3 separate regions of the Homo sapiens genome follow, and all the other regions are linked to region 1. A link is an interaction called in ENCODE POLR2A ChIA-PET data of the cell type or tissue named here. Cell type or tissue: GM12878. All regions are shown on one strand.

Region 1 (5,000 bases):
GAACTCTGTTGGCTGCGGCCGTGGCTTTCACTTGACCTCTGCAGAGAGAGAGGGGCTTTCCCTGGGACACACGTCTTGCACATAGCAGCTAAGAGCGCCAGCCAAGCTTCGTCGATAGCACCAAGGGTCCAGATGCCAGGAGAGAGACTCCACCCCCAGAGGTGGCTCAAGAGTCCAAGTGAGTCATGAGGTCTGACCAGCGACCATAATGTCCCAGGGTGAAGTGGGAGGCCTGGAGATGGAGCCCGCTGCAGGGACAGGAACCACAGTGACTCACAGTTGGACCCCGAGGGGAAGTTCCATCTGCAAATCCTCTAAATGGCTCTGGTCCCCGGGTGAGCTCATCTGCACTGCCGCTGACACTCAGAACCAGGACTGGCTTCTTTCTCCCAGGGCCCGGGTTTTTCACTCTCAATTATGGTTATGGCAGAAACCAACATTCGAGCCGCAGCACCTCTCCCCTACCCGCCACACACACACACACACACACGATGGATGGACCTGGGGAGACAGCGTGTCCTCCTGGAGCGTCAGAGTTTTCACCTTTAAAAACAGTCCTTCCTCCTAATGATCTCACCACAGAAGCTCTTGGAGCTATATGGTAGGGAATGTGACAGTTCTTTAAAAGGAAGTATGTGAAATCCACACAAGGCAGTAACATTGTAATATCACTGTTTAAAACTTTGGCTCCAGGGACCTGGCCATGAGGCTACCATCTTGCTCCATCTCCCTGGGCCATTGGTCTGGGAGCGGAAGAATGCAAGGCATTGGGGAGGAAAGTGTCCATGTTGCCCAGGAGCCTGGCGGGATCACTCAGAAACACACTCAACCTTGGGAGAAACACACAGGTAAAGACCCCACCACTCCCATTGCCCTTTCCTGCTCTAAGCGCTTCCAGCAGACTGCAATATGTCCACAATTCTAAGGCTTTATCAGGTAGAAGGGGGTTCTGGCGTGGCCCCCAGCTAGCTCTCCACCGTGTGCATGAACAGCAAGGTCCCCCAACCAAGGGCACCAGGCATTCATTTCCCTTATAGGTTCTGTTTTCAGGTTACGTGCAATCACGGGACAGCTGCTAATCACCACCAAGACGGGGCCGTCCCAGAAGCATTCTTAGAAAGACACGCTGGTTCTGCGAGCTCTGAAGCACCCTTAGCCTGTCCTGCCTGGAGGATCATTGTGGCTGCAGGACGAGAAAGACAAGAGGAAAGACGGCCGACCCATTCATTCCTGCCGTTGTCAAGTTGTCCTTTCTTGGAGGGAGGAGGAAGACGGGAGGGTGCTAAGAGGCTGCGAGACAACAAGGGGACCCCTCAAAGAGCATCAGGGAGACCACGAAGAATGATCTCAAGCAGTATTAGCTGCTCCATGGCATGATAATGTCCCTGTTGGGTGTTCCCTGCACTCTGTACCCCTCATACCCTAACTTCATCAGAACAGGAGGAAGGGGGCATTTGCTGTCTCTCTCTTCCTACCCATCTTCCCCACTCCCTTTCATTTCTTTTTTTTTTTTTTTTTTTTTTTTTTTTTTACTGCTGGGGCTGCAATCTGCCAGTGTGAACCCTGGTGGCTCTGCAGGCAGCAGGGTGAGGAGAGTGACCCTCATATGAAGCCACGACCCCAATGCAAGAGGCTATCCTGAATCTGGGAGTCACGGTTGTTCAGAATCAGTCCCTGAGATGTGGCACCGTGGCGTTTGACATTATCACCACCATCGATGTCATTCTATGGTAACGTATGTGTGCCATTGTGTGCCTGGGACACAAACAGGCACTTTCGATACCCCTCCTGCTTGGACCCTTCCCCTGCCATCCCCTCCTCCCACTGGCCGCCCTGTTGCTCTCAGCTTCCCTGTAAAGAGGCCTTTTTCACAATGAGTCGGATCACAGCATGCTTTGCTCAAAACCCTGCCTGGCTCCCAGGTCCCTCAGAGGGAAGGCCCAAGGCCTCTGGGCCTGACCTGGTCTGACGGTCACCGCCCCTCTCGGCGCTCAGCACTTACTGAGCTTGATTCTCAAGCACACCATATACTCCTGCCTGCTTTGGGCCCCAATGTACCTGCTCCCTCTGTCCCAAAGGCTCTTCCCCAAAACATCCTCCTACAAGTCTGTGCTCAAATGTCACCTTCTCCATTCAGCCCTACAACCTGCCCTCCACCTCTCTCCCTGCACTGCACACTGGAGCTGCCTTTCCTGCCTCTGTGTTTTTTTTTTCGATAACACTATCACCTCCTTACATACTAGATAATTTACATACTAACTATTTTTTACTGTTTAGCCTGCCCCACCTTGACAGCCAGTGTGGATGCAGGACAGGAAAGACAAAAGAGGAATGATGGCTGACCCAATGCTTCTCATCTTTCCTGGCCCCATGATGTGGTTTGGCTCTGTCCCTACCCAAATCTCATCTTGAATTGTAGCTCCTATAATTCCCAGTGTTGTGGGAGAGACCTGGTGGGAGTTAATTGAATCATGGGGACAGTTTCCCCCATCCTGTTCTCATGGTAGTGAATAAGCCTCACGAGATCTGAAGGTTTTATAAGGGGAAATCCCTTTTGCTTGGTTCTCATTCTCTATTGCCTGCCCCCACATAAGACATGCCTTTCACCTTCCGCCATGATTGTGAGGCCTCCCCAGCCACGCGGAGGAGGTATGTCTGTATCAGCAGACATATGTCTCAGGTATGTCTGTATCAGCAGCATGAAAATGGACTAATATACCCCATTAGAAGCCAAGCTCCATGCCAGCAGGACAGAGCCTGTTTTGTTCAGTGTCTGTTCTCTGCCTAGAGCAGTGCCAGCAGTCCCGTAAATATCTATTAGATGAGTGAATGAATGAATGAACCGATCGATGAACAAGTGAAGGGTGGAATTACTGCCACTCATGGGGAGGGGGCTATGCATCTCATGGAATGAGCTGGTCTTCAGGGTGGGGTTCCCTGGGGAGTGGGGGAGAGGGCTGGCAAAGGCAGAAGGTGCTGCTTCCAGAAAGGCAGTGCCCGAAGTTTGCCTGGAAATCCCCTTGGCATCACTCATTAACTAACCCCCACCCCAATACACATCCAAACCCAAACAGTAGCTGAAGAGTAACTTCAACCATAGACTCTCTTTCCAGGCCCACGCTCCCACCGGTGAGTGCATGTAGTCATCTGGGCACCTACCGTGTGCTCCTTGGATCCCAGGATGAGCAGTGAAGAAAGGATGGCGGGGGATGAAAGAGATCCCCTCCCACCCTCATCCCACTCTCAAGGCTCTAGCTGGAAGGCAGAGGCAACACTGCAGATGAAGTTCTGAAAGTGAGATGGTGGGCAGGTAAAGGAGCTGCCAGCCCCATGGTGCCATGGCTGTGGGGTTTTAAGCAGGTGAGGTACACAGATGGTGACACAGGGAGGGGGTGTGCTGAGCACAGTGGCAGGGTACAGTCAAGTCCAGTCTTGGGGTGGGATACAGACCAGGTGAGCTGGGCTGAAAGGATCCAAATGTGAGTGGGAAGTGATGGGAAGTGAGGTGGAGCGTCCAGTGAGATTTGGTTGCTGGGACAATAAACAGAGAGCCATGATGGGTTTTTTCAAATAAGAAAATGCCATGTCCAATGCTGGATTTCAGAAAGAGGCTTAGGGAAGATACCAATAGGATTACTTTGGGGAGGAAAGACTTGGAATCCAAAGGCTGGGGCCCCTTGTGGTTATCCCAGCTTGTTCTACAAAAGCCGACACGAGAGGGGTGACTCGGAGAAGGGAGGGAAAGGATCAAATGGAAAATTGCTGTGGAGTCATTGTCAGGACTTAGTATTCTAGTGAATGGGGGAGTTAAAACCAATGTCCACCTTCCTTCTACTTGAGCCATGTGGAATATGATAAAGATAAATAAGGAAGGGAACTAATAGGCATCTGCTGTGACCTAGACTTTGGATTTGGTTATTTCATTCAATTCTCAGTCTCCCCTGAGGACAGGGTATTAGCATCAGCATCTTATAGATGAGGAAATTGAGGCTTTGTAATTTACCCAAGATCATATCCAGAGCTAGGGAGATTGTAAAACACAGAAGAAAACCACTGACATTCATTGTAAATGCATAATACATCCCAGGCACTTAACTGTATATTCTTTCATTTCACTTCAAAACATAGAAGAGATTATTTTTATGATCTCCATTTTATAAATGTGGAAAGCATAGTCCAGAAAAGTGAAGGTCACCAGCCCCAGGTCACAAAGCAAAGACACAGTGGAAATGGAATTTGAACCCAGGGCATCTGGGTCCACACTCTACCACTACACTAGCCTGATAGTGACAAATTTGCAACATAATCTGTCTAGTTCCAAAAATGTGTTTGCATTGTACAGCAACTCAAGCAGTATTAGCTGCTCCATGGCATGATAATGTCCCCACTGGGTGTTCCCTGCACTCTGTACCCCTCATGCCCTAACAGCATCAGAACAGGAGGAAGGGGGCATTTGCTCTCTCTCCCTCTCTCCTCCTACCCATTTTCCCCACTCCCTTTCTTTTCTTTTCTTTTTTTTTTTTTTTTGCTGCTGGGCCTGCTATCTGCCATTATGACCCCTGGTGGCTCTGCAGGCAGCGGGGACAACCCTCTCCCAGGCTTCATACTAGTAGAGATGATCTGTTGCTTAGTACTTACGACTGAGACTTACACCCAGTGCTGTAACTGCTGTGGATGGTGGAATCTAGACAGCCCTGGGCAAACCCAGCCCTTGCAGTAGGAGAGCGGCCCCTTGTTCCACATCCTGTTTTATTGGGAGCAGACTTCAGTCGGCAGCATGCCAGAAAGCCCTGATATCCCATTTAACCCCATGGACAGTCTCTGCGCTCCTGAAGGCCAGCAGGTGCAATCCACCTGTTTATCTCCTGGACCCGCAGGCTTTGAGTCACCTGCTTCATGTTCTCCCTGCAAACTGCGAGACCTCTGTGCCCTGCAGTAGACTCGGCGTGTTCAGGGCAGGTAGCAGGAGCTGTTGCATGGTGCCCCGGGGAGCTGGGAAA
Region 2 (5,000 bases), 110 kb after region 1:
CAACTTCTTTTTTAGTATTTATTCTTGTTTGAAGGATGGAAAATAACAATGGATAGATGTAGGCTTGCAGTGTACCATCCTGGGTTATTACCCCTGGCTCTGTTTCAGTCTAGGTGACGCTGATGACTTTTTCACTCTCCTGGAAGCCTATTATAAATGGTGATGACGTGGCCTACCTCTCAGGTTGCCCTGGTATCCCCATACCTGCTCACCAAGCTCACTCCCAACTCCAACCCCCCACCCCCCTACACACACACAGGCCTTCCGCTAGCCTTATAAACCGACAAGTATCATCCATAAGGAAACTACATAAAAAGATCAATAGTCTGTCTTTGAGGCCTATACCACATTACCTTGCAACATCAAAATCAGGGTTTATCCTTAAAGTTAGCACAAGGAAAAGACACCCACTGGGGAAAGGGAGGCCCAGGGGTAGCCCTGGAGCTGGGACCAGGATATCCCCAGGCCTAACGCACTGTCTCCCCTGCTAACCACAAGATGGCATGGTGCAGAAACCCAGAGAGCAAAGGTGCCAGGCTCTTCCCGGAGCTGCTATTTCTCCTAAAGACTTGGTCTCCAAAGGAGATCTGCACGCCTCATTTGTTGCACAAAATAGAAAGAGCAGCCCTCATGTTTCAGTCTAAGGCATTCATTTGCGGTTTTTATTTATAGTCCTGCATATATTTGTGCACACATAGATACACCAGCCAGGAAGTGCAGGTCCAGGTACACACTTACACACACACACACACACACACACTCTCTCTCTCTCTCTCTCTCTCGGAAAATCAAGATTTATTTGTATGTACATACAGCCCAGTTAAAGATAAGTCCATTCACAGTCCCTAAAAGAAAAAAAACTATTAAGCTTCACATTTTCAATTCCAAAACCACTCTAAAAATAAACCGCTCATCAACTCAATCGACTTTCAAAGTCACACAAATTAGTGTGGATAGTAAAAATTCTAATAGCTTACTCCTTTTGCTCTTAATTAACCTAAGAATTTGGAAAATGGAGGGAAAACAAGAGAACATCCAGCCTCAAAAATTTGTTCCCGAAGCAGCCTTTCTCTAAAAGTATGACAGTATCTCTCTTGGTCTCTGCTCTGTTATTTAGGAATCGCCTGCAATCCATGCAACCCACTAAGTGAAAATTCAACCACTTGGTAGTTCGTGCATCTTGTTCAGATAACCTCGCAGGAGAGGGGATGAGGGACAGACAAAATATTCCTAATGATATGATGGATTTATTGCTGTAGACCCAGAGGCATCAGAATATGCCAAGAGATGCACCAGATTAGATGGTCCTTTGTACTTCAAAATATCACCTCCCCGCTAGCCCAAAGAAAATCCACAGAAAACAAACACCATTGATATTCAAGTAACTGTCTCTCCACATATTTGTTTCTTTCTTCATTTTGATGATCTTCCAGTACATCACCTCCTGGCCTCTCCCTTCTTCCTATCTCTGTCCTTACAAAAGAAACGCCAAGTCCTCTCCTTCCGCCCACATACCAACTTTATGAAAAAATCCCTGGCTGGAGCTATCTGGGGCACATAATCTAAGAACAAAGCCTGCAATAATGTTGCAGGTTGCAGCCCATGCTTTATCCAAAGGGTGGGAACATTTCTGTTGAGCACACAGAGGCCAACCGGGAGAAAAAGAAAATGCCATCTGGCTGGCAAGGGTTTATGTCTGTACCCACAGCTTAACAGAGGGGAAGCCAGCAAAGGGAGTACCCTTTGTAATTTCTTGAGGGATATTTGAGTTTAGAACAAGAGGGCAGTAAAACAAGAGTCTGCAATGCTATCATTTCATGGTGGAAGAGGTTGCAGCATTCCCAGGAATTTTGAGCATGAATAAAGGACACTTCCAAGAAATTTCCAGGCTGGGAAGAAATGTCCAGGCCAAAGCTCTAGAGCTCTCGGGAGTATAAGCTCACTTCTGTGTCAGAACTGTCCCCAGCCCGGGCGTGGTGGCTCAAGCCTGTAATTCTAGCACTTTGGGAGGCCGAAGCAGGCAGATCACGAGGTCAGGAGTTCAAGACCAGCCTGGCCAACGTAGTGAAACCACATCTCTACTGAAAATACAAAAATGAGCCAGGTGTGGTGGTGCATGCCTGTAGTCCCAGCTACTCGGGAGGCTGAGGCAGGAGAATGGCTTGAATTCGGTAGGCGGAGGTTGCAGTGAGCCAAGATCGCGCCACTGCACTCCAGCCTGGGCAACAGAGCAAGACTCCGTCTCAAAAACAAAAACAAACACAAACCATCCTCAGAGGGTGTTTCATGTTAAAATTTGAAGAGCATTTCAAGGAAGACAATGACGTAGGCATCTTGGTTAGAAATCTCACCCTCAGCCTCCCCTTTAAAAATCACCCACCCTGGCCTCCTCCATCCCTCAATACCATTCCCAATAAAGCAACCGCTATAGACTCCCAGATATGTAGCCAAATTCCTTCTGAGGGGTCATTAGCCTAAACGCAGCATACATAAAAACACAGCAGGCATGAAAAGTAATTTAAAAAAAACAAATGCCCTTCTAACACCAAACACACTGGTTATCCTAATAATTCCATGTCTCCGAAACTCAAATTCCAGCCATCAATTCAATCCACACTAAATGACAATCACTCTCAAAACATATCATATCAGTTCAAAGTAACAATTATATATGTCCACAATAATATCCAAAGTGCCACCAAAACCATGTTAATGTCAAGTTTTCCTTTAACTATTGTCATCATAGAGTTTCTCCTTTTATCATGAAGAAATACGGAATTAAAGATATGAAATGAAAAAAAGGAACATTCTGGCCGGGGAGAAGAGGGAAGTGACGTTATTGGTAATCAGAAAGATAGTAAGCGCTAACATTTTTTTGAGCGCTACTTCCTGACACTGAGCAATGCATTTTACATGCACTATCTCATATCTCCTTCCCCCACAGCCTCTGAGGGATGTACAATGAGGCCCATCTTACAGATGAGGAAACTGAGGTTCTTAACAGTGAAATAATCCCAGTGTCAGCATGGAAGGTGAAATAAATAAGACAGAAGAGATTAAGAGAGACCGATTGCAACAGCCTAAGAAATAAATCATCTGATCGAAGCTAAGGAAGTTGCAGATGACAGGACTGAACAGAATTTAAATGCAGAGGATGAGAGAAAGCGGAGAGTTAAGACGATTGTGTGTTGTTGTGGTTTTTTTTTTTAACTTTGAGGGGTTTATTTTTTGAGATGGAGTCTCACTTTGTCACCCAGGCTGGAGTTCAGTGGTGCGATCTTGGCTCACTGCAAACTCTGCCTCCCGGGTTCAAGCAATTCTCCTGCCTCAGCCTCCCGAGAAGCTGGGACAACAGGTATGTACCAACATGCCCAGCTAATTTTTGTATTTTTAATAGAGGCGAGGTTTCCCCGTGTTGACCGGCTGGTCTCTAACTCCTGACCTCAAGTAATCCACCCACCTCGGCCTCCCAAAGTGCTGGGATTACAGGGGTGAGCCACCGCGCCCAGCCGAGACAATTATGTTTGGACTGCTGTATAGAAATTGGTAACAGAAACATAGGTTTGAATAACACGGGCAGTAATTTAGTTTCAGAACTGCTGAACTCGAGGAACCATGGGCCCGCAGGCAGGGACAGCTACTAGGCATTAAATGGTACCCACAAGCCTTTCCCAAACTCGTGTACCACTACAGAGTTCATCACGTATCAAAACAAATCCATCTGTAACAGTCAAGTTTTAACCCTTTTGGGATGTTTTCCTACCAACCAGCCTGAAAGCAAATCAAAAGTATAGTTTTGCCTCTTCGAGACCAGCCTGGCCAACATGGTGAAACCCCGTCTCTACTAAAAATACAAAAATTAGCCAGGCATGGTGGCGTGCACCTGTAATCCCAGCTACTCGGGAGGCTGAGGTAGGAGAATAGCTTGAACCTGGGAGGCGGAGGTTGCAGTGCGCTGAGATCATGCCACTGCACTCCAGCCTGGGACAGAGCGAGACTCCATCTCAAAAAAATTTAAAAAAAAGGTATACTTTTGCCTCTGAGATAGATTGTGACAAAGGCAAGCCCTAACATCACCCCATAACTCTACGGCCTTCTCATCCAATGTCCTGGGACACAGTGCTTAGCTTCCAATGCCAGGATTTCTCCAATCCCATTCATATCCCGGCCTTTAGCAAGCAGAAAAGCCAAACAGAAGAGGCCCAAAACAGTCCTTCCTCCTCGGGAGTGGCCTGAAGGAGGCATTGGACGAGTCTCACCTGACAAGACCAAGGCAGCTTTCTCCTCCCTTTGGCCTGAAGAGAAGTGGCTGAAAAATTATCTGCACAGGAAGAAAACAGGGCGGTCTGAATGCCAATTCTTGAACAATTCCACTTAAAGAATCAAAGTCCTCCACAAACACCCACTGTACAATATGCTACTGGATTCTGCAGGAAAGCTTTCTGTGGGACCATCCTGGGGCTACTCAATGCCCACCAAATCCACAGCCGGTAGCCCAGCAGAAAAGAGGTCTCTTAAAATCTCCCATTTTGGGCCAGGCACAGTGGCCCACGCCTGTAGTGCCAGCACTTTGGGAGGCCAAGGTGGGCAGATCACGAGGTCAGGAGATCGAGATTGTTCTGGCCAACATGGTGAAACCCCGTCTCCACTAAAAATACAAAAATTAGCTGGCTGTGGTGGCTAGCGCCTGTAATCCCAGCTACTCCAGAGGCTGAGGCAGGAGAATCACTTGAACCCAGGAGGCGGAGGTTGCAGTGAGCCAAGATTGCGCCACTGCACTCCAGCCTGGTGACAGAGCGAGACTCTGTCTCAAATAAATAAATAAATAAATAAATGCCCCATTTTGAAGGGCAATAAAACTCCATGTGGAATGCCCCAACAAGACACAAATTCAGTTATATCCCAGGTCAGCGCACGTCCTCACCATGAGCAAATGGTGGACAGTATATGCCTAAGACCAGCGGCTCCCCTGGCCACTCCTGACAAGCACCACACAGGGC
Region 3 (5,000 bases), 420 kb before region 1:
ATTCTCATGCCTCAGCCTTCTGAGTAGCTGGGATTACAGGCGTGTGCTACCACATCAGCTAATTTTTTGTATTTTTAGTAGAGACGGGGTTTCACCATGTTGGCCAGGCTGGTGTCGAACTCCTAACCTCAGGTGATCCACCCGCCTCGGCCTCCCAAAGTACTGGGATTACAGGCATGAGCCACTGCACCAGGCCAGCACAGGCATCCTTTAAGATCCCCTGGTAATACTGATGATCAGCCAGTTTTGTGAAATACTTACCTGATTTATAAAGCATCAAACATCTGGGAATATGGTAAACTTTGAAGGATTGTTACAAATCTCCTTCCCAATAAGCATTAACATGTAGAAGAGCCTAAATCTAAAGGAGCACAAAAAGGTAGATGACAATGCTATAAACACTTAATTTTTTAAAAGTGATTTTGTATACTACATGTGCCAATGGGGCAGTCAATATATACACCTAGTACAAAAAAGCAATCAGCAGTTGCTAGCTACTGTTATCAACAGCATCATAGTGTATGGGCTATCCAGAGCAAGGCTGTGCCAACATTTTATGTGAAGAGACAAATAGCAAATATTTTAGTTTCTGTGGGCTTATAGTCACTGTGACCACTGTTCAACTCTGCAATCGTGGTGTAAAAGCAGCCATAGACAGTACATAAATGAATGAGTATGGCTGTGTGCCAATGGAACTTTATTTATGGAGACTGCCATTTGAATTTCATATAATTTTTACATGCCATAAAATATTTTGTTTTTTTCCTCCAACCATTTAAAAATGTAAAAACTATTCTTAGCTTGCGGCCATACAGAAACAGGCTGCGGGCCTAATTTGGCCCACGGACTTTAGTTTGTCAGCTGGTGGTCTAGAGTCTAGGTTGTTATTCATGGAACAGTCTGCAAAGAAATTATTGGATTTGGGTGTGGGGTGATCCAATAATCATCCAATGTCCACACACAGCCAAGAGTGGACATTTTCTGTGTCAGAAGAAGACATAGAAAATTTTAGACATAGAAATTCATATTTTTACTGAACCATTGTACTCTTTTGACATTAGCTAAATTCTACCTGCTAGTCACAGGGTCAGCATTGGTGAGTGGCTGGTCCCCCATGATGCCATGGGCATGGTACACCTGCCACCGAAAAAGAAATCTTTGCCATCTCTAAGGGCTTTCCCAACCCCGGCTGTAAAGAACATCTGATTTTCAGCATAATGTAAATCCCAGCTTTGCCTGCCAGTAAATTCATGTACATCATGTTAACATCAGGTTTATATTAAACATTTACATTAAGAATTGGAGTGGAAGATTAAATTGTTTGCATGCATTGCCGTCACAGAAGGAATGGCCTCATCATCCTCCCTGCCCATGGTGCTGAGTGCCAGCAGACTAATGATCAGACAGTTACCCATCAGAAAGGCAGGTGAGACACTGATGCACAATCCTTGTCAAAGCTGGGCAGCCTCTGTCCACTCTGCCTGTGCCCTTGGCAATTATCAGCAAGCTATGAGCTATACTACCATCCCCTGCCAAGTGAGGTTTAATTTATGACACCAAGGATAATGATTCACTCCAACGCAATACTCAGAATTACTGTCTTTTCCTCTGAATTAGAATTCTTCTACCTACAAAATGACGTGCTTTTTAGTATTTTGATTCAAATCAGTCATGATCATGCTGGATGTTGTAGGGTTGAAAACATTTGGTTGTGCAACTTGAATATTCTGCAAGAGATTAAGCTGGGGATAGACTAAAGGTGGTTCTAAGTCCAGTCTCTAAGGAGCACTGCTGTCCTTTCTCTCTGAAATTCAGATCCAGAGAGAAAGAGAAGACTCTAAGAGGAACTCAGGTCTGCAGGTTTTCCTGGGCCAGTTCTCCCTGCCATGAATATGAAGAGTTGCCCAGGACACTCTAACTAGCAAATAGTCTGCAGAACAAATGTTTTTGTGGGGGAGAAAAAACCAACAACCATGGACGCCAAGTCAAGTGGCTAGAGAAGAGTGATGTTGTTAAAGTGTATGATTCATTAAGTCTTGTCTGCGTGTCAGATGTTCAGCATTTGGTGCTATTGCCTCCAATTTAAATCATTTTTTAAAGAAGTGCCGAAAAAGGTGCTGAAAGGCACCTCACTCTGTTCCCGCACTTGAAAAACACTGTCTGCCTGTGCACTGTGGTAAAACTTTGCATTTTGGCTAGACACCCTGTGTGGAGCTGTGCTGAAGCTGGAGGGTTTCTTTTTTTTTTTTTCTTTTTTTTTTTTTTAAGTTTGTACAGTCACCCAAAGGCAGGAAGAGAAAACAGTGTTTCCCCAAGCCAAAGATCCCTCCTGATGGCATCTGTGAAATAGAGAGAGAAAGTGCTGCTATAGTGAGCCTTCCCCTGCAGTGAGAAACCCTACCACAAGTTTCCATGTAGTGACTGCCTGCACGTAAGAGCTGCCTCCCAGTGCTTTTCTGCTGGGAGTCCTTCTCTCCTAGAATTCTTTTCAGAACCCCTGGAATGTCAAGAGCTGCTGATCGTGGTTTATCATCACCAGTTACAAGTAAGGCTAGCATTGATATCTCACCTTGGATTGTTGTCAGTACCCAATGACCTCACGGAGACTCAATGTGTTGGTTCCTCGACACCCCCTAAATGCTTCTAGGGGTGTAGCTGCCGCTTCCTCCTCACACAAAAAGGGGTGACGCATGTCTCAAGGATGAATCTTGCGAACATGATGCTAAATGAAATAAGTCACGAAAGGAGAAATAGTATATGATTCCACTTATATGAGATACTGAGAGTAGACAAATCTATAGAGATAGAAACTAGAGTGGTGGCTGCCAGGGGCTGAGGGAAGAGAGATAGGTAATTAGTGTTTAGTGAGTACAGAATTTCAGTTTTATAAGATGAAAAGCATTCTGGAGATGAATAGTCGTGATGGTTGCACAACAATGTAAATGTACTTAATTCCATTAAATTCTACACTTAAAAATTGTTAAGATGATAAATTTATGGTGTGTATATTGTACCACAGTTAAAAAAAAAAGATGGTGCAGGTCAGAAAGCGGTCAGGAAAGTCCCAGTTAAGACTCCAAGGACTTCCCCAGGTTAGTGTGACTTGGCATTCATGAATAAAATGTGGCTTTCTGGGTATTAATCTGAGATCTGGGCCTCCATATTCTCAAGCACTGTATGACAGGCATGTTATGAATTTCATCAGAACTGCAATTCCTGCTGATAGAAACTTCCCCGGCTCCTCAGGCGCTTGCTGACCCAGGCCTTTAGCAGTAGCTATAAGATGCTTAAGATTTACCTAAAAATGAAGGTGATGGTGTTTCCTCCAATTCAAAGAGAATACAGCAGGTGGTAGGCTAGGGCTGAAGCTTGGTTGGGGAGAGTAGTGTATTAGTCCATTCTCACACTGCTATGAAGCAATACCCGAGACTGGGTAATTTATAAAGGAAAGAAGTTTAATTGACTTGCAGTTCTGCAGGGCTGGGGAGGCCTCAGGAAACTTACAATCTGGCAGAAGGGGAAGCAAACACATCCTTCACATGGCAGCAGCACAGAGAAGTGCAGAGTGAAGGGGGGAAATGCCTCTTATAAAACCATCAGTTCTCATGAGAACTCACTATCATGAGAACAGCCCCCATGATCTAGTCACCTCCCATGGAGTCCCTCCCACAACACTTGGGGATTATGGGAACTATAATTCAAAATGAGATTTGGGTGGGGACATAGTCAAACCATATCAAGTAGGTAGACACAGACAGGTAAAAATTCACCTATTTGAAATATAATTGCACCAAGGACATAAACAGACTCTTTTCAAAAGAAGATATACACGTGGCAAACAATCATATGAAAAAAGCTCAATATCACTGAACATTAGAGAAATGCAAATCAAAACCACAATGAGATACCATCTAATACTGGTCTGAATGACTATTATTAAAAAGTCAAAAAATAACTGATGCTGGCAAGGTTATGGAGAAACAGGAATGCTTATCCACTGTTGGTAGGAGTGTAAATTAGTTCAACCATTATGGAAGACAGTGTGGTGATTCCTCAAAGACCTAAAGACAAAAATTGAACCAGCATTTGACCCAGCAATCCCATTACTGGGTATATACCCAAAGGAATATAAATCATTCTGTTATAAAGACATCACTATTCACAATAGCAAAGACATGGAATCAACATAAATGCCCACCAAAGACAGACTGGATAAAGAAACAGTGGTATGTATACACAATGGAATACAGCACAGCCATAAAAACGAATGAGATCATGCCCTTTGCAGGGACATGGATAGAACTGGAGGTCGTTATCCTTAGCAAACTAACACAGGAACAGAAAACCAAATGCTGCGTGTTCTCATTTATAAGTGGGAGCTAAATGATGAGAACACATGGACACAGAAGAATAAAACTCACTGGAGCCTTTTGGAGGGTGGAGAGTGGGAGGAGGGAGAGGATCAGGAAAGATGACCAAAGGGTACAAGGCTTAATACCTTGGTCATAAAATAATTTGTACCACAAACCCCCATGTGTCAAATTCATCCATGAAACAAGCCTGCACTTGCACCCCTGAACTTAAAGGTTAAAAAATGTATATATAATTACACCAAGAAATAGTAACGATGCATAATTTAACAATGCATAGATTTCCAAATATTTTCACAAATATGAATTCATAGTCCTCACATCAAACCTGTAATTAATGGCCACCATTGAGGTCCTGTGATGTTCTAAGCATCATGTTTGCATTGTTTCATCTTCCATCTAGAGTAAGAGGCTCAGAGAAGTCAAGGCCATTTAACCAGCAAGTGAAAGAGATATGATTCTAAGACACGGTTGTTCAGTGGTGATGGTGGTGGTGATTTTTGTGGGTTTTTTGCTTTTGTATTTGTTTTGTAAGCTCTAAATCTGGCACTTTGCCTTTTTCTGTAATATAGGAGTCAAAAAGGAAAGGAAAGGAGGATGAAACCCTAGAGGTCTCTAGGTGATGAATCG

Evidence for each region. Peaks named below come from ENCODE experiments on the same cell type or tissue, not always from the same donor. Only the 100,000 strongest peaks of a DNase experiment are listed, where the experiment ranks them.
Region 2: POLR2A ChIA-PET joins it to region 1 with 5 read pairs; 4 of 35 experiments call an interaction of 5 or more read pairs at or near these places.
Region 3: POLR2A ChIA-PET joins it to region 1 with 6 read pairs; 1 of 35 experiments calls an interaction of 5 or more read pairs at or near these places.

What each region holds. Positions count from the first base shown.
Region 1 is chr17:72,422,823-72,427,822 of GRCh38, forward strand. All of the region lies in intron 2 of LINC00673 (long intergenic non-protein coding RNA 673), which reads right to left. Among named protein-coding and RNA genes, the nearest start is that of LINC02003, 83 kb to the left of the region's middle. RefSeq lists enhancers at 58-367, 1,278-1,347, 1,881-1,930, 1,941-2,020, 2,621-2,670. In GM12878, no CTCF peak of the experiment used is centred here; no DNase peak of the experiment used is centred here; H3K4me3 peaks cover 3,505 bases; H3K27ac peaks cover 4,249 bases.
Region 2 is chr17:72,529,051-72,534,050 of GRCh38, forward strand. The region is part of intron 1 of LINC00673 (long intergenic non-protein coding RNA 673); the gene reads right to left. Among named protein-coding and RNA genes, the nearest start is that of LINC00673, 61 kb to the right of the region's middle. In GM12878, no CTCF peak of the experiment used is centred here; no DNase peak of the experiment used is centred here.
Region 3 is chr17:72,002,616-72,007,615 of GRCh38, forward strand. No RefSeq gene overlaps it. Among named protein-coding and RNA genes, the nearest start is that of ROCR, 21 kb to the right of the region's middle. RefSeq lists enhancers at 1,951-2,030, 2,431-2,770, 2,961-3,110, 3,631-3,700 and a silencer at 2,241-2,310. In GM12878, a CTCF peak has its summit at 3,336; DNase peaks (open chromatin) are centred at 2,356, 2,816 and 3,186; H3K4me3 peaks cover 1,218 bases; H3K27ac peaks cover 3,209 bases.